Regions from separate parts of the Homo sapiens genome. Here region 1 is linked to region 2. The links are chromatin loops, found by intact Hi-C in ENCODE. Cell type or tissue: PC-3. All regions are shown on one strand. Links, peaks and the distances in the headings refer to the core of each region. The heading gives the core; the rest is flanking DNA.

Region 1 (11,462 bases), core at 5,909-8,408, 190 kb before region 2:
GTTCATGCTTCATCCATGCCATGTACTTTTTTTTCTTTTTGAGAAGGGGTCTCACCCTGTTGCTCAGGCTGGAATGCAGTGGCACAATCACAGCTCGCTGCAGCCTCAACCTCCTGGGTTCAAGTGATCCTCCCACCTCAGTCTCCTGAGTATCTGGGACTACAGGTGTGTACCACCATGCCCGGCTAAGGTTTGTATTTTTTTGTAGATACAGGGTTTTTTACCTTGTTGTCCAGGCCAGTCTCAAACTCCCGACCTCAAGGGATCTGCACGGCTCGGCCTCCCAAACTGCTGGGATGAGAGGCATGAGCCACCACGCCCGGCCTAGGTACATAATTTTTAATCAACTAAAACACAGTGCAAGTAAAGAAATAGCTAAAAAAGGCGGGCGGGGGGTGGGGGTGGGGACATAAATATAGCTCTTTAAAAGGTAGAGAACACACCTTGTTCGTAAACCCTGACTAATCCAGCGTTTCACTGTCAGAGGCATCATCATCCACTCAGCTGCAAAAGCCAGAGACCAGGAAGTCATGTCTCCCTTCCACGACCCTTCCTCATCGCCAAGCCCCTCCCACCTCTTAAACCTTTATCAAATCCTTCTAAGCTCCCTTTTTCTACTGCCACCACCGGTTTTCAAAGTTTCAAAAACTAGCGTTCTAACTGACATTCTTCCAAACAGAAGGCAAACAGTTGCTTCCTTCTAGCCAGGTCTATTCTCAACTCTGGGTAGGAATAATCTTTAAAAATGCAAATCTCATCATGCTAATCTGGCCTAACACTTTTCGTAGCTTCCCAGAGTTCCTAGCAGCCTGCTCTAGCCCTTATCTACCGCACCATCCCTGTAATTCACTGGTTCTGTGTCTTGTCTTCCTCCAAACACTGTGCTTTTCTCATTTTCCTGGACGCACACCTCTCTCCAACCTCAGGGTCTTTGTACAAGCCGTTTTCTGACGCTTTTTCTTTCCTCTCACCCATCCTTCAGCTATTAGCTCAAATGTCACTTCCACAAGGTGCCTTCCTTGACCGGCCTCCCAGCATCTTTCACTCCTCCCCCACACACAAAGGCCACACACTGGTGGCACTTAGCACGTGTATATAAAAATGACTTCTTAGTTGCTGAACACGTGTCCTTTTCTTTTTTTTTGAGATGGAGTCTCGCTCTGTCACCCGAGCTGGAACGCAGTAGCACGATCTCAGCTCATTCAACCTCTGCCTCCAGGGTTCAAGCGATTCTCCTGCCTCAGCCTCCTGAGTAGTTGGGATTACAGACGCCCGCCACTACGCCCAGCTAATTTTTGTGTTTTTAGTAAAGATGGGGTTTCACCATACTAGCCAGGCTGGTCTCCCAAAGTGCTGGGATTACAGGCGTGAACCACCACGCCTGCCATTTCTTTTGATGCAATATATCCTCTACGAGGCTTTCAACTATCTTTCCCATACCAGTAAACTTGGTGCTTAACACAGTAGCCTTGCATAGTGGATATTCAAATATGTATTGAATCAATAAAAATCTGTAAATGTTAAAAAAATAATAACACCATGGGAGGCCAGGTGCAGTGGCTCACGCTTGTAATCCCATCACTTTGGGAGGCCGAGGTGAGTGCACCACCTGAGGTCAGCAGTTTGAGACCAGCCTGGCTAACATGGTGAAACCCTGTCTCTAAAAAAAAAAAAAAAAAAAAAAAAAAAAAATTAAAAAAAACACCATGGGATTGGCAAATTTGGTGGTGAAAAACTGACTATTTTCAAAAGGACGCTAAATCTCATACTGAATCACACTCCAGGACAGGAGGTTGTGAAGCCTTATTAAGCTTTTGAACAAATGGTTCTCAGAAACCTTCTTTTCATGATTTAAATACAAATCAAATTCAGAGACACGCAAGTTAAGCCTCCTTTAAACTATACTTGGTTTTAAACTTTTAATAGAACACTTTAGCCAAATACATACAGATTTAACTAACCAAGCCATAGAAAACCTGTTTGAGATGTTCACTAGTTTTATAAAATTATCCTCCAAAACATTTAAAATTCCTAAAGCAAAGGAAAAACTGACTTTAAAATAACCTATTTTCTGGGCGGGAGCGGTGGCTCACACCTGTAATCCCAGCACTTTGGGAGGCCAAGGCGGGCAGATCACATGAGGTTGGGAGTTTGAGACCAGCCTGGCCAACATAGTGAAACTCTGTTTCTACTAAAAATACAAAAATTAGCCAGGTGTGGTGGCATGCGCCTGTAATCCCAGCTACTCAGGAGGCTGAGGTGGGAGAATCGCTTGAATCCAAGATGTGGAGGTTGCAGTGAGCTGAGATTCCACCCCTGCACTCCAGCCTGGGAGATAGTGCAAGACTCTGTCTCAAAAAGAAAACAAAAAACTATTTTCTGTATTGAAGAGGAAAATATATGAGCCTCCTGATAAATAAAACTACGTTAGAATATTATATCTGAATGTATCTGCCAAATCTGAGCCTAAACTCTAGTTAGCAGATAAGCACTTGTTAAAAAATATTTATAGTAATATATTTTTAATCAACCAGGATTTCATCTTGTATAAAAAATACCAAGAACTTCCACACACTATGTCATTTTCTTCTTTTTGCTTTTTTAAATTCATGTCAGGCTCAGTGGCTCATACCTCATACCTGTAATCTCAACACTTTGGGAGGCTGAGGTAGGAGGACTGCTCCATCCCAGGAGTTTAGGAATTTGAGACCAGCATGAGCAACATAGAGAGACCCTGTCTCCAAAAAAATAAAAAATAAAAATTCATTGTTTAAAAAGGAAATCTGGTGGGGCGCGGTGGCTCATGCCTGTAATCCCAGCACTCTGGGAGTCCAAGGTGGGCAGATCACCTGAGGTCAGGAGTTCAAGACCAGCCTGGCCAACATGGTGAAACCCCATCTCTACTAAAAAAAATACAAAAATTAGCTGGGTGTGGTGGTAGGCGCCTGTAATCCCAGCTACTCGGGAGGCTAAGAGAATCGCTTGAACCTGGGAGGCGGAGGTTGCAGTGAGCCAAGACTGCGCCATTGCACTCCAGCCTCGGTGACAAGAGTAAAACACTTCGTCTCAAAAAAAAAAAAAAAAAAAAAAAAAAAAAAAAAAAAACAGGAAACCTATTCACATGGTTCACCTTTGTGTTTCAGAACACCCACCCCATCTTCCTGGTTATCTCCCCTATTTCTGAAGACATATCTACCTCTTTTATGAGAAAATTAAGATTTTGATTTTGTATATTCAGAGAAATGTTTTGTTTTTTACACTGAAGTGTCAGAATAAAGGGAGCTCCCTTAAAACAGTGAAAATGATTATTTTTATAAATATGATCTAAAATCAACTATTACCACGTGTATACTGCACATACACAGACACATACAAACACATAAAGCAAGATTTATACCCTGTAGATTTCTGGCTTGGTATTCTGTTTTGAATCCTACGAGTAATGGAAAAAAGAGAAGCTAAATTATACACAGACCAACACTCCTATTAACTCATACCACTAATGAAACAAAACTCTAACTAAGCAGAGAAAATGGGCCCACACATTGGAGCTCTGAAATGATTTTGGTCTTTGATCTGTGTGCCCATCTCTCCTATTTAATGTAAACTTCAAATCAAGAGCCATGAAAAATGGTTATAATTAGTAAAGGCCCCAGTGTGACAGCTTTTAGTGCAACCAGGCATTAACAAGGAGTTTTTTTCACTTTTACATTAAGCTGAGCCAACTTTTATTTTAGAATTTCTGTAATTCAAAATTCTTTCCCACCAAAGAACTTAATTCTTTCCCACCTAGCACCACCTTCTGCATGATGGGTATGCTGAAATCGTTAGTTCATGTCTATTTCCTTCATTGAATTTGTAGCACTATTTAGGCCTTAGCTTCCAAATTACATGTGGCTATTCTCCAAAATCTTCAGAAACTCTCATTTTTGTATCAGAAATCAACACACAGTGGTGAGTGAGCACCAACTATGCAATCGTTCTAGGTGCAGGAGATGGGAAAATATTCTTGAAGTGAGAGAAACATGTTAAGAGATAAATTACAACAGACAAGACTTGACAGATGGGGGTAAAAGTTACTCACAACAGAAGAGCTAATTCTCCATAGAAGAGGTAGTATTTAAGCTGGGTCTTGAAAAAAAGAGTACAAAATTTTTATTGCTGAAGGAAGGGGATGGGGATGCAACAGAATGAACAATCCAGGCAACAGGAGGCAGTAAGAATCAATTCAGTGTGGCAGTGGGGTAGAAGAGAGTGACAAGAGCTGAGACTAGAAATTCAGCTTGGAAGCAGACGAAGTTCCTTGTATGCCAAGTTAAGGAGTTTGGATTTCTTCCTGTAGACAACAGAGAGCCAAGAGATGTTTTTAAGCAGGCAAACACCACGCACGGCTTTAGTTCTGATGATTCTGGCAGCAGAGTGGAGGATGAACTGCAGTAAGGAGAAACTGGTGGCAGGAAATTAACTTGGGAGGCGTTTGTGACTTGATGAGGGCCTTAGGTCAGAAACGATAGAACAGCCAATGCCAGGGCCAGACTGGAGTGTGGTTTTGCAGAGGGCCTGGTGACTGATCGAACATTGGGGCAGGACAGACATACGTCAGGACGGCAGTAAGACTCCTGGCCTAGAAGGCTGGGTGGATGGTGATCACCTTCCAGAAGGAAGGGAGAGGACTTTCATTTTTACAAGTACCTGCAGGGTAAGGTACTTGCAGGGTGATCAGGGTGACAAAAGGTTCAAGCTTGGGAGAAGTTGTAAATGGAGATATAGAGTTGGGAGTTGGCAGTTTATAGGTTAGACGAGAAGACAGAAAAGCACCAGAACGCAGAGTGCGTTCTGCAGGAACAGGACTCGTTACCACGTATGGGACTGCAAAGGTGGCTGCAGAGCAATGGCCCTGAGCACCATCAGTGCGACTGACACCAATGGGACACTGACTAACCGCTGGTTTAGATGTAAAAAGAGCTATCTTCAAGTATTGCACATGTCTATAAAGTGGGAGCCCAGGCCACTCTAGGGGTGACTCTGCCTACCACTGGCAGCCCTTCCTTTTCTGGAATTCGATCTCTGTCTCCCTGTTTTCTTCTCCCCTCTATGGTTTCCTTACCTCCTGTCTGTGTGATAGGCTGGGGGGTGGGGGGGAAGGCCAAGGGTCAGATCAGTTAACACTTGCTGGCTAAAAGATCACTCCTGACACTATATTAGACATTTCTGGTCTGAGGCCTGGGGTCCCTTAACATAAAAATAATCACCGCCTCCTACCCTGCATCCCCTTACTCCCTCCCTATCCCTCCCAACCACAGCAGCTGGCAGCCATCCACCCTCTCAAGAGGAGATGTATGGACAGAGCACCCGGCTCAGAAACACTGCCCTATAAAAACGGCAGACGGTTATGTAAGAATTTTGCAAAAACTTGAGAAAATAAAACAAGGGAGACTACGAATGCAAAAACATTAACTGTTAAGCAAGTAAGGGCTAGTTCAAACACTTAAAAAAAAAAAAAGGTATACTCCACATAACTTAGAACATGAAGGAGGCTGCAGATGACAGCACCAGAGCAAGTTTCCCAAATAACTGAAGAGGTGACTGGGAAAGCTGAGCCATCGACCACAACAGCTTCACAAAGCCAATGAATCTAGTTTGTTTTAGAAGTAGATGACTTCTAGAATTTTCATTTACTACGGGGTTTTCAAATATATTTAATGCCACTTAACATTTTCCTCAACCCCAAATTTTCTGTGAAACTTCGAACTTGCCAACCATGGTACCTCAGAGGCAAATAAGAGCTTACTTGCTTTATGGAATTTCAGATTTCTAAATATATCGCATGCAATACAGGCAGCGCACCCAGTGGACTTGTAGATGAGACCCAGGCCACGACTACTGTACCTTTCAAGCAGGCTTTCTCAACCTCAGCTCTGCTGACGTATGGGGGTCGTTCTGTGCACTCCAAGATGTGGAACAGCATCTTTGGGGTCTATGCACTAAAGGCCAGTAGCAGCTCCCCGCTGCCGCCCCCCCCCCCACCAGAAACACTTAAAAATGTCTCCAGACAGTGCCAAAAGTCCCCTGGGGGCAAACCCACCAGGTTGAGAACCACTTCTTCAAAGAGTAAGCCCCAAGCTTGTCATCAGCTTTTTCCTTAAAACTCATCCCTCACCCTGATCAACATGGTGAAACCCTGTTACTACTAAAAATACAAAAATTAGCTGGGCGTGGTGGTGTGTGCCTGTAGTCCCACCTGCTCAGGAGACTGAGGCAGGAGAATCGCTTGAACCCTGGAGGTGGAGGTTGCAGACAGGCAAGATTGTGCCACTGCACTCCATCCTGGGCGACAGCAAGACTCTGCCTCACCTAAGTGAACCACATTAAGAAGAATTTGCTAGTCCTGTTAGTCTCCCAGCACTAAAAACAAAAACAAAGTGCTGCATTTCCCCAATCTGAACATAAACTCCTAGGCAAAATTTGACTAAGGTAATGGAGGTGTGCAAAATTCTGGAAAGGAAATCCAGAATGGATACCCACAAAGCTTCCTGAGCTCAAAATATACCACTTTCTTCCGTTTATAGATTTTGACTTTCTGGAACATCTACTTTATCCTTACAACAATCTCATGAGGTAGAAAGGCTACTAAAAAGATACATGTCATCACAGTTCATCAACAGAAATGCTACCAAGAGCAGAAGTGCTTTTTAAAATTTCCTTATACCTTCAAACTCAATTAGGTTTATTTTGAAAAGGATCTGGTCTTATTTAAAAACCACACACCATACACATGGAGATAAATAGGCAGTATATATTTAATGCTGCTAAGTCCTCCTGAGGTCAAACTGACTCTAAAAAGCAGCTGTTCTACAGGGCTAGGCTGGAGTTAGGAGTTCTGGGTTCCAAGTTTGATTCATTAACAGCCCCCGGGTGGACCACCGCGCAGCTGTAAAATGGGTCAACATACCCACCCAACTCCCACAGTGTTCCTCTCAGCATGAACGTGGAATCTTTGCTAAAGGCCTCCACAAAAGCAGGGTGAAATTAACTAAGTCCTAGAAGGTATATCTGAATGAAAAAGAAAAATTTTAAAGTGATTAAACCACCAGAAGTATCAGACACTTTCATAACAATTCTATCCCATAGTCTCTGAAAAGGGGGAAAGAGATGAAATACCAAGCAAACTAGAGAAAAACAAATAGAGCATTTAAAAGCTTTATCTAATTACCCCCACTGAGACGTTTTCTCTTCACTCTGGCTGTCTGACAATGCCTGTGGGGGTTTTCATTCTCTTTCTCCACCCACCCTCATGATGTCTGCAAGCCCTCAGGTGAATCCCTGCAGGAGCAGTCAGGACCCAGTCCCCAGTCCCCGGACTTCACAGAGGTTTTCGAATTCTCTTAGCTTTACTGGCTTGAATCACACTGAACAAACAATCTCCACCCTCTCCCATGCTTTCGTCTGAAGCACCTACTCACAGTCAGCCACCTCTACTGATGGGCAGACTGGCTAACTTCAGTACCCTTGAAGTCCCACCAGAAATAAGATGCACCGATCGCTCCCAGTCTCCTCCTCCCCATCCGCTTCACCCCAACCCGCCACTGCCAACGGCAGAGTGCAATCCCCAGCTACACTCGGCTGCAGTTCAGACCACGCTGAACACCAGAGAACGTGACAAGAGAAATTGGGCGGAGCACAGTCGATGACATTGCCGACAGGACTGCTAACAAAAAAGGAAAAACCCCTCTCCACCTTCCTCATTCTTTTACCTCCGTAGTAATGAAAACAACAGTAGTTTTCTTTTCTGTATTCTGCCTTCTATGGGAGTGGGGGAAATGAAAAATAAGTGATGCATTTCAGAGAGCACACCGTATGCCTCCCTCTGGGTTTCATACGGTGTACCTTTTACCTTTGATATAAGGTACCTGCAACCCTGCAACCCTCACCCCCCTGTGGAAATCACTGTCTGACCCTTGCTCTTTGAAAACTGCCATGGCTACTTCTACTCAAAAATCACTGTCTAAATCAGGAAAGAAAGAGAGAAAAGAAACAGAAAGAAAATACATTTATCAATTTCTTAATTATATTTGGACATAAAAAATATGACTCAACACTGCCTGTTCAATAGGTCAGATGTACAGAAATTAACCTTGAAGCAGGGAAACTTTTGGCTTACAACAGGCTTACCATTCAACCAAGAGATGATAGTTACTCATCATGGCTTCAATTAGATTTCAACCATTTTATCTCAATGAAAAACTTCAAGATACTTGAACATACTTTTGGCAGAAATGTAATGTACATCACACCTATTTTTGTTTTCTGACATTTGGCCAGTCCTTCCAAAGATACTCTGAACCTAATATAATTATTTTTAAAAAGATAGCTATGAACTGGGCGGAATAAACTGCACTAGGGAGGTGGAATGAAATGGAGGAGAAGCCCTATCAAAACCTAATCTAAGGGAATGGTAATCTCAGTAAAGGGGGAAAGAAAGCTATTGTCCCCTTATCAGGACAGACTACATTGCATACTTTCTACTGATACTAAATTGCATTTCTATCTTTGAATACAAATCTGTTTCATGCGGAATAAAAGACATAACTTTATGGATTATGCAGAATTTCCAAAACAAACCATGGAATCAGTTATTAATACTAGAAATAAGAGGGTACTATACACACAAATCCTCAGGAAGGTTCAACCTGAACACACTGGTAATAGTCAAGAAGTCCACCAGACAAGCTGCCATCTGACACCACAAGGCTGGTCATAGAGTACTGAACTTCAATTAAAGACACTTACAAAAGAAAGAGATTATTTAAATATAATAACAAAACCAAAACAAACTTTAACATCCTACCTTCCCAGGTCAAAGGACATAGAAGATTCAGAAATTAACTAAACCTAGTAAATAATGTAAAACAGGGAATGACTCCCTTTCAAAAATGCTTTGGTTAATTTTAGCATCCTTCTGTTTAGCTGCTTAGCAACCCTTATCCTATGACCTTCTAAGCACCACCTACTTTTCAGAAGGATAATGAACAGAAACATCAAAAGAATTCACTTCTGTTTCCAAAGAATATATTTAACCAATTCTTATAGGAGTTAAATTTATATTAATTATGCTGAGCAAAATCCTAAAAGGGTAGCATTTTAAAACTTCATTAACTAGGACATTTCCTTAGCTGAAGGTGATAAATGATGTTAGCAAGCAAGCATAAGATAGCAAGCAAAGACTTCCTAACTGACCTCAGAAGTGGAATAACGCAACAGTTCAAAATTGAAGAGCAAAAACGACCTAAGGCAGCTACACTGTACAGTGCCTGGCACACAGCAGGTAACCAATAAACTGCTGTTGATCAGATGCTGGACTAATACGTGTAGGTTTATTTTCTTCCTTCAACACGCTGTACCTGTGTTGGATACAAATAAGGCCTTGGGAGTCTGCCCGAAGAAATTTAAAAGACCCTTCAATCAAAAGGTCGCTTGTTGGATGATGTAACTAGTTAGGAATGGATGCACTACCTGTACCAGCTCAATAAGACGCATGTTCCCCATCACATAACAAATACTTGTCTGCCATAAGGGCTTAGAGTCTGATTTTCTGATGAGAAATAAAGCAGTATCTAGAAAAACCCAGAGAATGATATTCCACAAAACGGTAAGCATCGGCAGCATTTCTTAAGAGTATTACACATCCAGCAAATCCTCTTTAAAAACAAGACATTCTAAAATGCAACCAGTTTAGCAGTATTTTTAAGACAAAGACAATGCAAGTTCATTAACCTAAAATGGAGCACAAGCTAAGCAAATAACTAAATCAAAGAGTTCTTCTCTCCTTTTCTTTTGTAAAAATGGGGGAAAGGTATTTTTTTAACACATTTAAAACTTGATTAAAGCCATTCAAATGTTTAATTCATCAGTGTAACCAAAGCTCAAAGCACATCAAAGCAGGACCCATCAGCGGGTACCCAGAAGGCTCCCTCCAAAGGGCGGAGGTAAACACATACACACACACACACACACCACCCCTAAAATTAGTGATTCTGTCTTTGTATAAATTACTTGTAGAGTAGCTCGAACCCATTCCTTCAGAAGTTCTGTGGACTCTTGAAGATAGCACAAAACTCAACGTTTGTTTTTCAAAGAGGTTTTAGCCAACACTTTGGCCTCTATCTAACTCAGACTTCCGGGTTGAAATATGTCTTAGAAACTATACCTGCCTACTTGAAAAAGCACCAAATCTAGAGGATGATTTTCATGGGTGTGAAAAAACAAAACTAAACCACATTCTTTTCTTGGCAGTTCTCTTTTCCCCACCTTCCACTTCAATTAAACTTATTTCAGAATCAACTCGCACACATGCAGGGTCCACTACATATATAAAGGGGAAAAAAAATATCAAAAATAATGGAGATGCACTAGCAACTCTGCCTTTGCAGAAATCATTTCTTCTTAAGACAGAAATTCCTCGCTATTTCCAGCAACACCATTCAACAGGCAAACTTTATTTCCACTGGCTTTTAAAGAGCTAAGCTTAAATCTAAACTCTAAGAGGGTTCAATTTTCTACTAATGAAAACCCCCGGACAGGTTTTTCAACATACCAAAACGTTATATTTTTTTATTCACCCTTTTGTCTCTCTCCACATCCACCACCATCACAAGCAGCAGCAGCAGGAGCATCCTCAAACGAAGAAAACCCCTCCAAAGTGCCCCGAATGTGTGCTGCTGCTGGCTCTGAAGCCGTGTAGAATTTCGTAATGGAATGTGAACTGCTCGTCCGGATCTGGGCTCACGTTCTATCTCCTAACCAGTAAGGAGCGAGGGAGGGCAAATCTGCTGAGCAAGGAGAAATACTTTCCTCCTCTTTTATAACCCATCACGGATGCACGGCGGCCGAGGGGCGCGAGCTGCACGCGGCGCCTGTCAAGCGGCCCGGGCCCGCACCCCGTGGGGTCCCCGCGTCCCCCAGCTCCCCGCCCCGCCCGGAGAGAAAGGTGGCCTCGCCCATCGGTGGGCTCGGCCGACGCGCCCCGCACTCACGCGCGGCCGCGGAGCAGGTCACATCCTCGACGCGCCCTTGGCCCGGTCCAGAAAACACGCCGCTTCCCAGGGAGGGGGTCGGCGACGGGAAGGACCTCCCCTGCTCCTTAGCAACCATTAAGGTCGCAGTTTCCTAAGAGACCGCGAGCGGGGAGGGGGCGCGGGGGGCCCGGCCCAAGGCTTGTGCGGGAAGTTGGGGGCGGGGGGGGCAGCAACAGGCCCCCTCCCCCCACCCAGCTAGACGCCGGGGGCCGGGATGGGAGGAGGAAGGGAAGCCCCAGAACTCGTGAAAAACTGGTCCAGCGGGCGGCGGACAAAAGTTTCCGAGCGCGCTCCACAGCTGGGCGGCGGAGCGGGCCCCGGCGGCCGGCCCCGCCTCGGATGCTCCCGGCCTCCTTCCTGTGCTCGTGACGGCGCCGAGCCCCCCAC
Region 2 (11,462 bases), core at 3,881-6,380:
CTTTTTCCCAGTGGAACCATTGAATTCTTAGGTCCTGAAACTGGATTTGGTCAGTTAAATGTTGACCAAAGGTCTGACTCATGCTAACCAAATTGACTGAAAAAAAAAGTGTCCCTGAGCCCAAATAAGGTTTTTAACCTAATTCTATATGAAAATGTCAATGATCTGTAACCCACCTAATCCGAATTCTCTTTATCCTCAGTGCACTGGTCCAAGCCACCTTCACCTCTGAATTATCACAACAGCCTCCTCGTACTTCCTGCATCTATCTTTGCCACCTCAGCCTCCTTCCCTAATCCAATCCTGAGGTGCACACTTGAAAAACTAATATTTTAGTTAATAAATTCGGAATACCTTTCTAGGTTAGTGAAATTATTTTCCACTGGAAGGAACGTGGCTTAAAAATCAGGGCCAGTCATTTGCCCAAGGCCCTTCCATCTAGTGGGCTGATCTTGCTGTGCTATGCCAGAGACGTGGGCAGGTGGTAGCTTGACGTACAGAGAATTAGAACAAAAGGAACAGTCTCTGCACGCAGTATTTCTGTCTGGCAGTGATGCCCTGATAGATTGTCAGGTATCCTGACTGCTAACTTAGTCTTCTTTGCATATAGTACATCCAATGTTTGCTTAACTAGAAAATGCCGTTCTGGATAACTGAGATTTCATGGTATGCTCTGTTTTGCAATAAGGCCATGGCTACATTCCCAAGAAACCTTGGGTTATGAAAATCTAAATTAAAAAATGATTATTTCTTTTTCATGGCTCCTTAAGTGTCAACTTGATAAAAAAATAATTATTTCAATGGTTAAAAAAGGGAGACACTTTCCCACAAATTATTTGTTTTTTGCAGGCATTGCCATTGTAAAGGTATTTGATATATTTTGTTACTGAAAACTTAAAACTGAATTGTTTAATCAAAATGGGCAAAAACAATCCTAAATATCACAGGAGAAAGCCTATACAGCATACAAGATGGGAAATAAAAATCCATGTATTTACAAATAAGGAAAGTACGTTGTAGCAAACAAAGCTCATGGCCCCCAGTGGAGAGTAGAGAAGCAAGATGGCGCCTGGACCATCGGCCACTTAAACCAAACGTGCCTATGAATGCACTCAGCCTTTTCTCTTCCTTGCACAGTGCCAGTGCCTGTTTGTGATCATGATAAAACCAAGCATGATAGGGTTGTGGTTTCAATATATCCCCTAAAGCTCATGTGTTGGAAACTTGAAGCCCAATGCAGTGATGTTTGTAGATGGGGCCTAATGGGAGGTGTTTGGGTCGTGGAGGCCCCACTCTCATGAATGGATTAATGCCATTTTCTCAGAAGTGGGTTCATTATCCTGGGAGTGGGTTCTTTATTAAAAAAACAAGTCAGGGCTCCCCTACCACCTGCCTTCTGCCATGGGATGACTCAAGAAGGCCTTGCCAGATGTTGGCTTCTCAATCTTGGACTTCCCAGCCTCCAGAATCATGAGCCAATACATTCCTGTTTATTATACATTACCCAGTCTCAGATATTTTGTTATTGCAGCACAAAATGGACTAAGACAATATGTGTAATGCAAATCATGCTCCCATCAGTATCACTTTATTTCTTATTCACATTAAAAAATATGTACCATAGAAGCTATATCTATACATATGGTCATTACTGCTTCTGTGAATCAACCAGAAAATTTTTTAAAAAAAGAACATAGAGAACATGTTTTTGCTCTTTCTAATGTGGCATACCAGTCTTTATGTCAAAGTGTGGCCCCTCAAAGGACAGGCTGCAGGAAAGGATACACAGTGGACATCACTGTGTAACATGATCCTGGGTTCTCAAAGCAGTCTATTCTGTCCAGCGGGGAAGACCACCTTCCATTTGTTAGAACTGAGTGCTTCCCCGAGTGTGCCCCTTTCATTTAGAGGTGCTGCTAAAAGGATGCATTCACATCCACAAGCTGTGTGACGGTTCGTGTCGTATCTGAACGTGAACGACAGGATGGGAGCTTGGGAAGAGTGAAGGGCAAGGGAGAGCGAGAGGAAGACAGGATGATCCAAATCAAATGAAACACATGGGAACAACCTCCTTCCATATCCCCAAACTGCAACACTGGACAGGAAAAATCCAAAATTGTTGTAGGCGCATCCTATCTTTAGGAACAACGAGATAGCGTACACTCAGAAACCCCCAAGAGGAAAAGAAGTGAATTTGTCTCAGAAGAGAATGTTCTAGACAATGTCATAAAATGTGCAAGAGAACATTTACTTTTGACCAAAGCTGAAAGAAGAAATGTGGCCAGTGCACAGGGGTGATAGAGAGTAGGTACCCTTGTCCTAAGGAGTTTTGAGAAAGCTACAGTCTTCTGCTGGCACCTGGGGCTTATCCATTGCCATAGGAACCATTCATCTTATTGCTGAAGTTCTAAGTGATTTGAGATGAAGAATGTTTGCTTGAACACATTTTACCCTGTGGTCATCCTTCCGCATACAACTCTACCCTCAAAGCCGGAGTGCTTCCTGCTGCTGTGGAGCCGGGGTGCTGCAAACTTCTGGGATATTCCACAATTTAATGCCAGTGATTAGGATTTTTGTTAGGAAACTCCGGCAGGCAGATAACTCCAGCAGGTCCGAGACAAGTTGGTGTAAACGTTGGCACGGACTGGCTCACCTGTTGTGTGATTAAGTCATGGGGCTGCCTCTTGTTCTCTTTGGGACAAAGCCAGGCAGCATTTGTTCAAGTGAAAATTAAGGCTCTGTGTGGTGTGTGCCTGTATCAATAGAAACAGGCAAGCAGATTCCGCAGGGGAAAAGACTGAGCAAGTGGGTGGGAGGGACGACCCCGCAGCTGTGTTGAAGGTATCTCAGTCAAGGATGGCTTGGTGGCGAGAAACAAAAACCTACTTAGCTTAAGTGAAGTGGGATTTGTTGTAGGGTGTCAGGGGACCCACGGGGAGCTCAACAGGAGGAAGTGGAGGCTGACATCATGGGAACCTGAAAGCTGTCTGGCAGCTCCTCATGCACTGGCCCAGGCTCTGTCATCTCTAGGGCATGTCTGCCTCATTCCCTTTCTTTGCAGAGTGGGTCTTTACAAGGCCTCTCTCCCATCACAGGGGCCTGCATGTGGACTTGAGGAGGCCGTGGTGCCCAGGAGCGCCCCAACTCAGTATCACCACACAGCTCAGGTACCCAGTACTCCCAACACAGTGGACTCTATTAGGAGTTCTTAAGGCAGGAGTTCATAACCAATGGGAGAGTGGGACCTGGCCATCATGGCTAAATACTGGCATTGGTAGGAGGAATGCAGAGCTCTGATAAGGGCAACAGTAGCACTGGCTGTGAGTTACAGAGAGAATGAGTTGGCGGTATAGCCAGGAGAGGGTTGAAGGGCTGCCAGTTGTATAAAGAGGTTGAGTAATTGAAGGACCTTGTGAGAACAGAGATCAGAAATTTGGAGGTTATTAGGGAACAAGATGGCCCCTGGGGAGAGGTGGATCTTGGAAAGGTTGTGATTTGCTAGGGGAGCAGGTGCTGAGTTAGGCTTGGGTGAGCGCTGGCAGTGGCCAGGCTGGGTATGATGCAGAAACACTCTGATAAGTGTCATTTACATGGGTGGCATAGGGAGAGGCCACTTACTGGCAGAGAACTCGGACTGGAATTGAAAGGGAAGGACGGCCACACCCATCGTCACCACTGAATGGTGGGGGTCAGGGGAGACAAGGCAGGAGGAAGGAGATGTCTTCTCCAAGGAGAGGCAGGAAGCTGAAGAAAGAGGCGGGAGAGGAGGTGTCTGCATGATGGAAAGCTGGCAGAGGTGGCCCCAGTGCATGAGGCAGGGTGAGGAGATGCCGCTGGAAGGAGGCGACGGGGAGGTGGACCGGTGAGGAGGGATGGTTGATAGGGTTAGTACCAGTTGAAATGCCCTGTCTCCCGTAAAGGAGGCAGATAAACCACGTCGCAGAAGCACTGGGTGGAAGTAGGAAAGAGCCACATTAGAGGCAGGGAGGAGTTAACATGGCCTTGGCGGGATATTGCAATTGACTAAGAAAGCAGAGTTAAAGAGGAATGGGTGTGCATGGGCATGCGTGCACACACACACATACATACACACACACACACACACACCCTTGCTTTCTCCAAGGTAAGCTCAGGGATTCTGGAACAAGAGGAATCCTAGGTTTTGTGTCAGAGTGACCCTTACCAGGTGGCTTAGAGCATGCCCAGTCTGAATAAGGTTTGGAATTCTTTGAGGGTCTTGGTGTAACTGGACCCTTGTGGCCTATTACAGTCAAGATCTACACCCCCAGCTGCTTGGAATAAAACAAGTTTCTGATTTGCTTTTTTTCATTTATGCCAAAACATCCTAAACCAAAAAACCAGAAGACACATTATCAATTAAAGTACTAGGGTGTCCAGAGCTGAGACCAAATTGTTCTCCATCATATTTTGCGATATTTACCAACTTGCTTTTGCATGACTCAAGTTTATGTCATCAGATTATTTTGCTTTTAAAGCACTCTACTAAACATATAGCTAACCTTTAAAATTAAATGCATAATTTATACTCATTATAACATATTATGTGGCTTCAGTTACATTGTAATCTTTTGACCACATACTTTAATAGCGCTTGGCTTTTTTGTAAATGCCTAGCAACAATGTATTAGACATTATTGCATCTATTATGTTAACACTCACAATTTGTGTTATTGTAAAGCAGTTTCAAAAAACAGTTGAGCCTACAGTGCACACGAAAGTGATCTGAAAATCTTTTTCAATTTAGACGTAGGACTAAATGTAAAATATAATTCCTGAAGGATCTTAATTACTACAGTCTGTGTGTGTATTTGATAAGACTTGTGGAATCCAATTGTTGTTAAATTTTTATATGATGGACAAGTAGGAATGCTTTGGGGCCCCGTCGCTGTTAATAAAGCTCTGAGTCGCAAATATCACACACTTGTCAGACATGAATGGTCCTTTCTTTCTTAAGCTGCTGTGATGTCATTTTGCCTTATTTGGCTTCTAGCCTGGGTTCTCTTTCCAGTGCAGTCGACAGTGATTAGTCATTTCAGCAGGACTTCCCCATCAACATCTGCTCCACCAGCCAGTTACATGTGAGAAAACGTGGGATGGTGCTTTGAAATTGCAAAGGCTTATTGTGCAGATGGCGGTGAGGAGGAGATCTCGGCTACCCCACATGAAAGACCAGCGCAGTGGAGGATACCTCTCTCCACACCCACACACACGCTCCTGCTCAGCCTGCAGTTGCTCATTCTCTAGAGAATCCTCCCCAGGGAGTTCACACCTGCCTTTGCAAGATGCTTCCATGCACGGATTGGTAAGACATGGTCCTTGCCCTGGAAGAGGCCACTATCTGGGAATACATGTCACTTCCCACGTTTCTGTGCTCACAGCTTCGCCTCCCATCTCTTCCTTTGGAAGGTCCCAGCTACTTTCCAGTGGTCAAAGATTGGTGGCTTCTTTTTGAGCCTTGTCCTGGTTGACTTGTGTGATGGAAAGAGCACTTGAATGGGAGTCAAAATATTTGCTTTAGAATTTTAACTTGGTTTTTCACCCACACTGACCTTTAATTCTTTCAGTCAATGGTTGTTCTTCAACCTGAGCATGGTGGTTGCATTCCTTGGCCTGAGAGCCTTCCTTGGCTTTCCATTGCTTGTGGGGTACATTACCAATTTTATTTTTAGCCTGGCACCCCTTTCCCGTGTTTTCTGCCAGGTTCCCCCAAGCCCATGTGTACTTGGCATTCTCTAAATAATAGTATTTTAGGCCTGGGTTCTTACCGAATCTATACACTTGGTCCATAAGGCCCCTCCTTCCAAATTCTCCCTCTGCTTCTCCCCGCCGCCCCCACTGCTTCCCCCTCATTCTCCAAGGCTCAATTAAAAACTCATATGGTGAAGGCTTCCCCAACCTCCAGGCAAATTGAAGTTTTTATGCTTAATACCCATTTATTCCAACCATATTGCATCTTATAATGTATCATAGCTATTTGCATATTTGTTTATCAGTTTTACTGGATTATGGGCTTCATTATTTCATTTAACCTACTTTCTCATTGTGTCTGGCATTTAATAGGTGCCTAATAAAATTCTATTGATTACAAATGGGTAATTTAACTTCTCCACTTCCCCAGACTGACTACAAGCTTCTGGGGCAGCCAATCTGCTTTTCCTCTGTCTTTTCTCCATAGAACTCAGCTCAGTGACTGTCACATAGTAGATGCTTAATAAATGTTGAAAGTGGTAATGTAAGAAAGTGACTGAATAAAGCAGCAATGCAGTATTTGCTAGACAATATTCCAAGTTGAGGGGTGAAGTGGGAGAAAGATGGTAACAATGTTAATTTTAGGGATGGAGAACCTGCAGGAAAAAGGACATCTTGTGGGCATGACTCTAGGCTGTGTAGTTTGCTACTCATTTCACTTCTGTGGCCACTCCCCCCGGATCTCATCTCAGGTAATGCCAGTGCACTCTGTCGACAAGGCCACGTTCCCCACTGACTCACCTCACAGAAGCCTTTGGGTCTTAGGAGAGCCAAAGATTCTCGCCAACTGAGCACCTCCACCAGGTGGAACGTGGGCAAATGGGAGAATAACCTTAATGATCCTTGTCGCCCCCAGAAGGTCAGGGCTTGTTTATTACCTGAGTCCTAAGGCCCTTGCTGTTTCTGCCCTGCTGGAGATCACAGTGGACCCCAGCTCAGTCCAGCTTCCCACCAGGGCAGCAGGCCCTATGTGACCAACACAGAGTCTTCATTAGAAAGTGTGGGTTTCTATTTTTCAGTTTTTCATTTTTGGAACCCGGCTCACTTGCTCTGTAACATTTAACAGTTTCTGTTGCTGTGTTCCAGGCATTTTGCTAGGGGCTGGCACCCAGTGATGGGTCCAGTGAATGCAGTCCCTGGTCTCAGGGGCTCTCAGGCCAGGAGGGGAGGCTGCAGACGCTCACACATTGGCCCACACTGGACTAGCACGCAGGTGGGGTGCTCTGCAGGGGAGGTGGGACCAAGCACACAGTGCACAAACGAGGGGCCTAGGGAGGCCTGGGAAGTGACTTGGCCCCCAGGGCCTTCTGTCTGGACTGATGACTCAGGGCAGCCAGGCCGGAGAGACAGGGCAGGCCACTGAGAACGAATCAAGTAAGAGGCTAATGGAGGCAACAGTACAGGGAATAGGAAAGAACTTCCAGAGTGTTCTTTTCTCTGCCCACGTGGCAAGGTGAAACTTATGGCTAGGTAGACTTCTACTCTGTTATACCAAGTGCTGCCTGCCTCCTTCTGCTTTCCTTCCTCCCAAAAGTTTAACTCTGTCTCCATTTTCTCTCCATGAGCACAGGCATGTGGAAGTGTGGCATCACACACACACACCCACACCCACACACCCACACCCACACACACCCACACACACACACACACACACACACACACACAGCCGTGGTCTCTACTCCAGCTGTCAGAATGTCTGATTTTTGGGAGGGGTGGACTCACCTTTCCTCTGCCTTATCACCTCCAGCTAGTGAGGTTTTGTTCCTACTGAAACAGTAGAGAACAAAGAGAAAGAGGCTAGGGGAAACTCAGAGCTCCAGCAAACAGAAGGGATGGAGAAAGTTCAGCTGCTTTGTCGTGGTTGTTATGCAACCACTTTGCTAGCCCTTACCTGGAAAAGAAAAAGTGGAATTGTATTTTTGGACTGCTAGAGCTGGTATAAAGAGTGAAACTATCGTAAACGGTAAAATGATAATATCAATTTCCTTATTTTACGGATTTCATAACTCAGGCAGAAGAGGAGTTAAATTGTAATAGTGCAAGGAAGTAGCAGAGCAAAAGTCACTGTCTGTTTCTTGGAACGATTTCTGCCTAACCAGTGATCATTTCTCAAGCCCTCTGAAAGCATGCCAAAAGCTGTCTGCAAAAGTAGCAACGGCCGAGCAGCCAGTACGGGGTGTTCTTGTCTTTGGGTGAAATGCTGAGCAGTTTTTGCAGTTTTCTCTTTAACTGGCTTTTTATTTGCTTTCATTTTAAGCAGTGCCTTCGTGTGGAAAGTGCACTGAACTAAGACTCAGAATATCTGAGTTCTAGTTCTACCCGGCCACAGCAAACTACCTGCCTTCTGGAGGCTGGGATTTCTCACCCATGAAAGCAGAAACAATCCAATTAGAGCTCTTTCATGGTCCATCCTAATTCAGGGGGCCAGGGTTTGGCAAACTACTGCCCACAGGCGGGGCAATCTGGCCACCGCCTGTTTATGTACTGTTCACAAGCTAAGAGTGGTTTTACATTTTTTCAATGTCTAAAAGAATCAAAGGAGAATAGTATTCCATGATACATAAAATGATATGACTTCAAATATCAGGATCTATAAATAAAGTTTTATTAGAACACTGATCTACTCACTCATTTGCATATGGTCTGGGGCTGCTTTCCCAGGGCAATGGCAGAGCTGTGTAGTTGCCATAGAGACCGTATGGCCAGCAGAGTTCACTCTCTACCTGATCCTTTAGAGAAAAGCTGTCCCTGTTGGCCACAGTACAACCTACTATCTTATTTTCTGCATTTATGAAAATAATAAAACCTCATTGAGTTACTGTAAGAATGAAATGAAATAATGGATGTGAAAGAATTGTGACCAAGCTAAAAGCATAAATACTCATCAGATGCACCTCAAATGAATTGAGGTGCATATTTATTATGCACCCAATATGATGCATAGATACCCAGCTACTAGGTGTTGCTAGCTGGAGGAGAAACAAGCCCTTACTAATAATATGCACAAAAACTAATGATATTTTTATTCAGCAGTGTTGAAAACATACAGGATAGGATTGCAGAGGTGGGAAATTATGTGTGCGTCTGGAAGGGAAAATAACAAGAACTTATTTGTCAGATTGGTGTAATTCTAAGTGAATTTTTAAATGTCTCCGTTAAACTACTGTTATAATTCTGTTTAAAAATAAATAAGAGTTTAGTGGGATATGATGGTGCAGGCCTGTAGTCCCAGCTACTCGGGAGGCTCAGGTGTGAGGACCTCTTGAGCCCAGGAGATGGAGGTTGCAGTGAGCAGAGATTGTGCCACTGCACTCCAGCCTGGGCGACAGAGAGAATCCCTGTCTCAAATAAATAAATAAATAAATAAATAAATAAATAAATAAATAGATAAATAAATAAATAAATGCAAAAGGAAAGTACCTGCCCCCCAAACTTGTTTCAATACTAATGTTTTAAAAAGGCTTTTTATTTCCAAAGTGAATGCTGAACTGCAAGGGGTAAGGTCTAATTGTCTGTATATTCCATCCTCAATTGTCTGCAGGCAGCACTGTGTCTCAAACACTTGAAAGATTTATATTGAAATATTAGAAACAAAATACACTTTTAGAAGAATTACAATAGCTGAGATCTATGGTTTTTGTTACAATAATATTGGAATAACCTGTCACCAATTAGACAGCTCATCTTTTACATATGTGTTTAACAAGAAAAGCAAAATTCCCCTTGTTAAAATTAACTTATTCAGAAAGTTGCAGGGGTTGGGGTGGGAGAGTGAACATTTAAAATGGGATTGAGTCAATTTCAGGGTTGGCAAAATGCAGAGGGATTGAATTTTCCCATGAGAGATTCAGAGGTTACATGTGCCAAAGAATAATCTAGAAACAGCAGAGCTTGGGGTTTTGCATCTTGTTCTGATAGTGACTGTCTAGAAAGCTTCCAGATCAACTCAGTTTGTCTCCCTCTGGTATCTTAACTAGTAAAAATGATGTTCTTGGCTGGGTGCAGTGACTCACACCTGTAATCCCAGCACTTTGGGAGGCCAAGGTGGGAGGATTGCTTGAACCCAGGAGTTTGAGGCCATCCTGGGCAACGAGCGAGACCCACGTCTCTACAGGAATAATTTAAAAACACTAGCCAAACGTGGTGGTGCGTGCCTGTGGTCCCAGCTACTTGGGAGTCTGAGGTGGGAGGATTGCTTGAACCCAGGAGTTTTAAGACCAGCCTGGGCAACATAGGGAGACTCTGTCTCTATTTTGTAATTTATAATTTTTAAAAAATAAAACAAAATAAAATAAAAGTGATGTTCTTTCCCCATGAAAGTGATCAGCTGTCGGGTTCACCTGGTGGAGTTTGCTGCAGGGGCAAAGCCTTATTGTGAGCTGTGAATGAATTCATCTGCACAGAAAGCAGGGTTGCCCCTCTTCCTGTCCCAAGGTGCAGGGTGGCTGGGCACCCCAGGGAGCTGGGCTACTGACTCCTGCGTCAGTGAAATGGTTCCTTCTGGTATTAGCTGCGGGACCTCGGGCAAGCCATGGAAACTGCTGAACCTTGACTTCCTCATCTTTGAATGCGGTGGATCTAAGCATGTTGACCGAGAACTATCCATGGAAGAGGGCAGACACCCTGCCTGGCACATAGTACTCTTTCAATACATGGTAGCTATTCTTATTAGCATAGGTGGTGAGGTAGCCAAAAAGCAGGAACAAAACAAATACTTCCTGAGGTTGGTAGGGGTTCAGGCAATTGCCCTTCTGTTTCTTTAAGCCCTGGATCAAGTGGTGAAGGAAGGCTGTCCAGCTCACTGGTTCGTAAGGGCTGAAAATGTCTGGCAGAACTTATTATCAAATTTACATCTTCATAGAGTGCCTTAGGCAGAAGGCAGTTCTTCAGCACTTGATGAGTGACTTTTTTCTCCTTAATATCCATCAAACAGAATAATAAAGTACACACTAGTCATTCGATGTGTCAGGAATGGCCAATAAACAATGACAAAGGATCTTTTACATTCTCACAATAAACACTGCTGTTCCTTCTCACCATCTTCCTTGATAAACACCATCTGGAGTTAGCTTTCCCCAAGAGGCAGCTCGCTGCCATGATGTAGGATGAAGTCGGTGGCCTCCTGAAGATTTATTTCTGCCTTTAAAAAAAATGTAAAGCATGGTAGCTGGTGGGGCTCCGCTCCCTGTTTTGGGGCCCTGGGTTCTAGCACTTCCCTTTCTGACTTGGGAGCCAACTTTAGGCAATGACCTATTTATTTTTCTGTCACTGCTGCTGCCTTTTGCTCTCCATTACAGGAGGGGCCGAACTGGCTGTGGGGAGTTGGGCGTTTTGCATGGGGGGATTTGGGGGCAGTTGCTGGGTGTGAGAGTGGCAAATGGAGGCGATGAGAAAGAGGATTTAAATTGTCAGTTCTGATAATGAATGGACACTCCCTCTTTGGTGTTTTTATGAGAAACAACAGTAGAGAATGAAATATATTTTTGGATGTTGCACTAGTGTTTAATTGAATGCTACATTGGACCATAACGGGGCCACCACTGTAAGCTCCTGCCTCATCCCCAGTGCCTAGAACAGGGCTGGGCACACTGAAGTGCTTAGGGAGGATTTGTTGAATAAATTGCCCTCCTCCTCCTTCCAGGTATGAATCTTATGAACTTAATGCCACAGATCTATAAATCTCCTTTTCAAGG

What was found. Hi-C counts contacts between places; a loop is a spot of excess contacts. Peaks named below come from ENCODE experiments on the same cell type or tissue, not always from the same donor. Only the 100,000 strongest peaks of a DNase experiment are listed, where the experiment ranks them.
Region 1: it touches region 2 in a loop (6-fold over the local background); 9 of 110 quality-filtered maps call a loop at or near these places.

The regions. Positions count from the first base shown.
Region 1 is chr6:7,109,032-7,120,493 of GRCh38, reverse strand. All of the region lies in intron 1 of RREB1 (ras responsive element binding protein 1), which reads right to left. Among named protein-coding and RNA genes, the nearest start is that of RREB1, 6.8 kb to the right of the region's middle. RefSeq lists an enhancer at 931-1,506 and silencers at 4,744-5,038, 11,165-11,254, 11,275-11,462. In PC-3, for the core only: no CTCF peak of the experiment used is centred there; a DNase peak (open chromatin) is centred at 7,413; H3K4me3 peaks cover 1,790 bases; H3K27ac peaks cover 1,836 bases.
Region 2 is chr6:6,912,371-6,923,832 of GRCh38, reverse strand. No RefSeq gene overlaps it. Among named protein-coding and RNA genes, the nearest start is that of LINC03055, 32 kb to the right of the region's middle. RefSeq lists an enhancer at 4,982-5,031. In PC-3, for the core only: no CTCF peak of the experiment used is centred there; a DNase peak (open chromatin) is centred at 5,012; H3K27ac peaks cover 1,538 bases.